2 separate regions of the Homo sapiens genome follow, and region 2 is linked to region 1. The links are chromatin contacts, found by Hi-C or POLR2A ChIA-PET in ENCODE. All regions are on one chromosome and are shown on one strand. The core of a region is the stretch at or near the end of the contact, and the rest is flanking DNA. Distances in the headings are between cores, read along the strand shown. Region 1 overlaps GNAQ (G protein subunit alpha q). Region 2 overlaps GNA14 (G protein subunit alpha 14).

Region 1 (3,722 bases), core at 495-2,994:
CAGTAAATGGGTTTTGATGTGATGAAAAAAATATTGTGTATATTTTTTTCATACATTGTAATTGTTCATATTCTGTATTTCTTCACTAATTTAGACTGTTTTATTCTCAATTATACTACAATAGCAAATATTTTGCAAGATTGGGCTAAAAAGTCTCTGTGGCCAAATGAATATATAGTTTTGAAATCTGGCTGCAGATGTGCTGATTGGCAAAGAACATTTAATTAGTCACATAAGGTACATCTTTAAAAAATATTATTTCCACTGAAAATCAGCTATAAACATATTTTCTTTTATAAATACCAAATTAATATTAAAGAAGAAATCTTGCAAAATTCTTTCTACCAATACCAAAAGATTTCTAATGCATGGACTAAAAACTCTGTTATAGGATTATCAGAAACAGATGTTTTTGATATTCAATCTTTCTTAAATGTAAAATATGAAAACCAAGCAAACAAAGCATTCTGCCTCTTCCATGCAGTTTTAATCATAATACAGTTTTACTTAATTAGCAAATACAGATGGGGCCTTAATAAGAACATTTTAAATGTAAGAGGTTTTTGTGATAATATAATCCCACTAGTAATGATCATGTTATCATCATTATGTAATTTAGAAAATTTATGAGTCAGTGAAAGTCATTTTCAAGATGGTATACAGAAGTCGACCTCATAACCTCCATTCCAGCCAAATGGCACAGCTCAAACTTCCTGAATATGCTTACATATTTTTTGTTTTATTACCTTTATTTCTAACTCTTTCTTGAAGTCTTCCCAGTCATCAAGCTGGAAAAAAAAATCCCTCCCTCCCCTGAAATCACGTATGGCTTGTTAAGAACACTTGCTATATTAACCTCCCTGGGCTTTTCTTTGTAATTGGTCATGTAAATATTATACCAACCCTGACTGACTGAGCTTCTTGGAGCTCAACTCTGTATCATACTTATTTCTATACACTCCCCCAACACCCAAACAACACCTTGCTGTGGCAGGTGATCAATAAATTTTTGTTGGTTAAAATGAACATTTTGAACAACAGTGAAAATAGGCATTTATCTAACCTGTGAAGATGGTGCTACTGTACAGTGCTGTAAATACATACCAACTCATGAGTCTAATAAGTGGAGACCCAGCACTGCTTGGCCTTTTCAAGTTTTTCCCTTTTGGTGTATTCCTTTACAAATCTTTCCCCGCTTTATAGACTAAATAGCATCCATCATGTTAAGTCAGTGAATCCCATTTAGCAATTAAAGGTGATTACAAGAGCTATCAGGCATCTGCTTTCAATATTATTCCAGGCATGGGAAATTAGTAATGGCCTGCCTTTTCCCTCAAACCACTGCCTAATGCCTTGATTTTTGGAAGATTTTGCCAAACCTGCTTTGTGGTCTTGCCTTGCTAAGATCTGGAAGAATTTCATATTTTCTCTGAAAGTATTGCTAAAAAGAATAAAAATATCCTAGAATGGGTTGGGTGGTTTCCCTAATTGAATACATGGGCCTGAAACACTCCTGTATTGAAACTAACTCTATATACATGGCATGTAACCAGTAAAATGAAAAGCAGATGCTGTAATTTTCACGTAATAAATTCATATGCAATCTCTTAAGATAGTTGAGTGTACTTCAGAAAGCCCAGTAGAGAAAAGACATGAATAAGTGCGGTTAGCCTAGAAGCGGACAGAAATTTTATAATGGGGTGGGTAGGTGGGCTGGGGATGGACAGAGACGTGGAAAGAGCTACAACCTCACTTAAAGCAATGCTGCCCCCATGTGGATACCAAAAATTAGAATCTGTAACTCAGTCAACAGCTCTTTATTCTCCTTAGTAATAAGACCTTCCACTTCCTGTAATTTCAATTTGATGGCTGTTGCTAGGACAACTAGGAAACGAGGCAAGGAACAGACAGACCTCCAAAAAACAAACAAACAAACAAACAAACAAAAAAAACAAACGAAAAAAACAGGTCACTGAAGTGAAGTTACTATATTAATTCTAACTTCTAACAGGAACACAGGAACAGTGGCCCTGCCAAGGGAAATGCGAAACTGAATCTAAAATGAGGTGCCACTGTCCTGAAAAATGATGGTTGAGGTACACAGTGCTCATGTTCAGGCTGTGTGATAGACTCATCTATCAAAGAGTGCTTGTAAATGCTTCCCTTGGAATTGGATGACAAAACAACTTTATCTCAGTATGCACGCAGTGGGAAGGAAAAATTCATTTTTTAAAACCTGTAGTCACTTTAAGTTAATCACTCTGACAAGTATTTCTGTTTGCAGTTGAATTGTCAAACAGATAATAAAACAAAATAAACATGGTGTAGAGAGGTCTCTAGGCAAAACTGCAGTTAATGTACCTCGGTAAAAATGGCAGGAGTATTCCAAAGTATTACAGAAATGTGAAAACTTGAAAAGCTGAAAAAGGTTAAGATGAGTTCTAATGTTTCATTTAGATCCTTATTAGGAAGTGACTACTCTATCTGAGTCTATACTGACTAAAAAGTGTCTTGTTCACGTGCTGCAATAACTTGCACCGGGAGGTAGAGTAGGTACTGAATGTGTGCTTCACACTTCCCCTCAAGGACTCAGAAATGAAGCTAGAAGGGAATATGGAGTTCATTCACATCCAATCTCCTCTTTTTACAGCTGATCTAACTGCAACCTGCAGAGGTTAAGTAACTTGCTCCCAAACCCACAAAGTTATTTCTGGTGAAGCCAAGACTAGAACTCGGTTTTCTCAACCTTCATTCCAAGGCTCTTTTGTCTCCTTGTGTTCTTAGATGGAAATGCCTGTGTCTGTTATTACACCTCAACACTGAAGTATGTGTGCAAAGTCACTGGGTTTCTACAGATGTTATTCTGCATGTAAATTTTATCTTATTTCTCCCCAAGTGACTTTAAATTTGGAGCAATTTCAAAATTAGCATTCTTTTGGATAAAGATTTAGTTGGCTTCAATCCCAGCACTCTGGGAGGCCAAGGCAGGCAGATCATGAAGTCAGGAGATTGAGGCCATGCTGGCTAACATGGTGAAATCCTGTCTCTACTAAAAATACAAAAAAAGTAGCAGGGTGTGGTGGCAGGCGCCTGTAGTTCCAGCTACTCGGGAGGCTGAGGCAGGAGAATGGCGTGAACCCGGGAGGCGGAGCTTGCAGTGAGCCGAGATCGCGCCACTGCACTCCAGCCTGGGAGACAGAGCAAGACTCTGTCTCAAAAAAAAAAAAAAAAAAAAGAAAAAGGAAAAAAAGAAGATTTAGTTGGCTTCACTGATAATCTTTTTTCATAAATGGGATATAAGTCCAATTTTGAAGACACATGGCTCAGACACATACCCGAGGCACATGTTCTTCAGTATGATCATCGGGAGGTGGTATACTCATTCACAAACACACATACACATGCGCGTGCGCACGCGCACACACACACACCCCCACCCACCCCCTGAAGAAAAAGGTTCAGGGTAAGATATGAAATAGCTGCAGAAGGCACATCTTAGCATTTACGTCTATCAGCATCTAACATGTTTTCTGAGGTTTAAGATGATAAACAGTCCTTTTGTGAAGTAGTCATGCTTACTTTCCTTCTAGATAACTCTATGGATACCACTGCCTTTGGAATGATGAAGAGTAAGACTAAGAGCTTCTTTTTAGTTAGTGAACGAATAACCTTTCACAGAGTCAAGGATGTCTGAAATTAGGCCCATAAACATATTCCTAAGA
Region 2 (3,331 bases), core at 434-2,933, 280 kb before region 1:
TGTCTACACAAAAACCTGTTCATGAATTTTCACTGCAGCATTATTCATAATAGCCAAAAAGTGGAAACAACACAATACCCATACTGATGTATGGATAAACAAAACATGACTGTTGGATCACATTGAAATATGATTTGGCAATTAAAAGTAAATGAATTACTGATACAGGTTACAAAGTAGATAAGCCTTAAGAACATTATGCTAAGTGAAAAAATCCAGTCACGAATGGCCACATATTACATGATTCCATTTATATGAAATGTCCAGAATGGTCAAATTCATAGAGACATAAACCGGATTAGTTGTCACCTAGGACTGGGAGGTCATGGAAATAGGAGCATGATGGCTTAATGGGTCCAGTGTTTCTTTTATGGGGGACATAAAATTTTGTGATCCACACCCAAGTTGGCTGGCAGCTGTTTGTGTTGAAACAAGCCCAGAGGCAATGAAGAGACAACTCATCTATATTGCTTCCGTCACTCAGTGATGGAAATTCACATAATAATGGAATGCCACAATGAGAACAGGTCTGACATGGAAGACAAACTATTGATATAAACCCTCTTCTCCAGTGTGGCTATACAAGGGAATTTGTTCAACTGGTAATCACCTACGCCCACAGTCAGGCTGTGGGTATATAATGACAAGCAGAAATAGTTGCTATGGTTAAGAAAACATGGTCACTAGGATCAGAACTTGAAAAGGCTTAGTTGGATGACAGGGCTTGTGACATTAAAGCAAAATGACAACACCTGTCCTTGAGTAGTTATTGTACATTACCTAAAATGTATCCTGGGGATGAATGTGGGGCTTAGGCCCTAGGAGAATGGCTCTGGTCCTTCGGTAAAACAGTAGAGAGAGCTGGGGGAATCTGGCTGTGAAGGCAGTAAGTGGTCTGGCTCCAGAGGAGGGTCTGAGAACTGAGCATGGACCCTTCCTTCCCTCCTTGCTCCCCTCTCCTCTAAATCTCACCACTCCTCTTCGTTCTTTCTAGAGCATCCTCCCAGGGAAAGATCAGGTTGAGATAAGCAATCATCTAGGGCACAAAATTTAAGGGGACCGGACATGCATTCTTGGGTCTCTGCACAAACCCCGTGCACCTAGGAGAGCATATGCTGCCCTTGTTCAACAGACATATCTGGAAAGGAGACCTACGTGGGCTCTAGAAGCTGCTCGATGCTGTGGGTTGGGGTGTTGGGGTTCTGGGGTACCCAAAGATAGAGGGATGCAGGCATGGTGGGCATATCCCCTTAGCCCCCTAAAATTGTCACCTCAGTAGGTAGGACACAGCAGGAGCAGGCCTAAGTGTGCCCTTGAGCTTAGACTTCTGATGACTAAATTGGCTTGGCAGAAATACATGTGACTAAGAAATGCAAAAAGAGATGCTCTGCATTATAAGTAATTTGGGAAATTGGAATTCAAACAACAACAATAACTTAGCTTAGATGGGTTTAAACAGGGGAGGGATGTGGTCAGAATGCTTTAGAAATGAAAGAATCTAGTCCTTAAAGTAGCACCCAACTTCCTGGGGAAATGATTCAGATTTTAGATTTTCTAAAATACTGAAATGACAAAATCACACCAACAAGATTGCCTCTCTTGGTACGTTAAAATAGCACAGAATATCAGAGTACTGAAAACCCAGCATCGCCATCTCTAGGTAATGAGGGGGAGGCGCCCTGAGAGCAGGAAATGACATCTTCATCTCTGGGGAGGCCACAGAGCACAGCAGAGCAGCTGGCTCATTGTTGTCTTCTGAATGAACAAAATCAGAATACCAGTTCACACACAGAATCGTAAAGCTCCCACACAGGAGTGTAGAGGGTCCACATATAGAAACATTTGCTGTATAATTGAAGATTATCTGTGTCAGGGAGGCAGTGTGAAAAGAATAAGGGCCATACTGCCTCTTACAACTGGTGACTTCAACACATATGCTCTCTCCTGAAGGCTTAATAAAATGATAGGATAGTAGTTTGTTTGTTTAAAGGCAAGTCCTATAAACTGAAAAGGATAAAATGAATTGGAACTATTGTGGAGGAGTAACAAGAAAATTTGAGAAAATGGAAAAGAGATGCAGATGAGTGAGTACATAGCACTTAACAGGAGAGAAAGCTGAAACCTTGTATCTCTTGGGGAGAAACCCAAAAGAAGTCAGTGGGTTCATACCTGGGAACATTTCAAGGCTCCTTCTGGGTTAAAGGCCCACCATTTAGAAAGGTGGTGGTGTTCCTCAAGGCAGTGGGGTTGGCTCAGGGAAAGACTGCATGAGTAACAGCTGAGTTTCCACCCTTCACAATCATTCCACCTTGTCAGGATTCTGTAATTTGCTCCCTCAGCCAGAAGACATACAGGCACCAAGTATAGTTTAAGGAGGAAGGTGCATTTTGAAACCAGGTATGGGCCAGGCACGGTAGCTCTCACGTGTAATCCCAGCACTTTCGGAGGCTGAGGCAGGTGGATTGCTTGAGGCCAGGAGCTCGAGACGAGCCGAGGCAACATGGCGAAACCCTGTCTCTACTAAAAATACAAAAATTAGCCGGGTGTGCTGGCGTGCACCAGTACTCAGGAGGCTGTGGTGGGAGGATTGCTTGAGCCCAGAAGGCAGAGGTTGCAGTGAACTGAGATCCTGCAACTGCATTCCAGCCTGGGTGACACAGCAAGATCATGTCTCAGAAAAAGAAAAGGAAAAAAAGAAAGAAAACAGATATGTTAAGTAAAAGTCCATGTACTGAATCCTGAGCCCTCCAGCCCCATTCCCCTGCTGAGAATATGGCAGCCAGAGTTGAAATCAGAACATTCCTCAAAAACAGACCTGCTCAGGAGAAAAAGCCTAACTAATAATTACAGGCATTTGAAGTCTCATAATAGGCCACCATCTAATCACCCACCCATAGCACAGAACTTCCTATCCTCTTTTATAGTGCCTTGCTTCTAAGAAAGAAGGAACAGTCAAAGTTAGCAGGCAGTTAAAGACATTCTCCAAAATAAAACAGAAAGGAAGATACGAAGAAAATGAAGCTATTTGAGGGAAGCAGTGACACTGTAGAAAACAGAAGAAGAATGTTATAAAACTTATAATTATTATCTCCAAGAATCAGAGAAAAATCTTGGAAACAAGAACAGAGTCCCATAAAAAAGGAAGAATTGGAGAACAAAGAGAACATTTTAAAAGTTCAAAAGACAGGTGAGGAAAATTGAAGAAATTCCTTCAACAGAATAAAAAGAGAAAAATGCAGAAATTGAAATAAAATAATAAGAAAATTAAAGAACTATCCAGGCAGTGTAATAGCGATCTGATGGGAGTTTAGAAAGCAAGAACACAGAAAAC

What was found. Hi-C counts contacts between places; a loop is a spot of excess contacts on that map. ChIA-PET counts read pairs that join two places held with the same protein, here RNA polymerase II (POLR2A). Pooled maps may share reads with other maps.
Region 2: a pooled map shows a loop between it and region 1 (4-fold over the local background). The contact joins two enhancer-like sites. A Hi-C loop is called at or near these places in 3 of 168 maps with a recorded cell type or tissue (Caco-2, IMR-90 and posterior vena cava) and 12 of 50 pooled maps. POLR2A ChIA-PET finds 5 or more read pairs at or near these places in 1 of 52 experiments (Panc1).

The regions. Positions count from the first base shown.
Region 1 is chr9:77,749,872-77,753,593 of GRCh38, forward strand. All of the region lies in intron 5 of GNAQ (G protein subunit alpha q), which reads right to left. Among named protein-coding and RNA genes, the nearest start is that of GNA14, 100 kb to the left of the region's middle. Within about 2 kb of position 1,745, at least 3 of the 41 ENCODE cell types and tissues checked have a DNase peak (open chromatin) inside an H3K27ac peak, as active enhancers do.
Region 2 is chr9:77,474,673-77,478,003 of GRCh38, forward strand. All of the region lies in intron 2 of GNA14 (G protein subunit alpha 14), which reads right to left. The region is part of intron 2 of GNA14-AS1 (GNA14 antisense RNA 1); the gene reads left to right. Among named protein-coding and RNA genes, the nearest start is that of GNA14-AS1, 29 kb to the left of the region's middle. Within about 2 kb of position 1,684, at least 4 of the 41 ENCODE cell types and tissues checked have a DNase peak (open chromatin) inside an H3K27ac peak, as active enhancers do.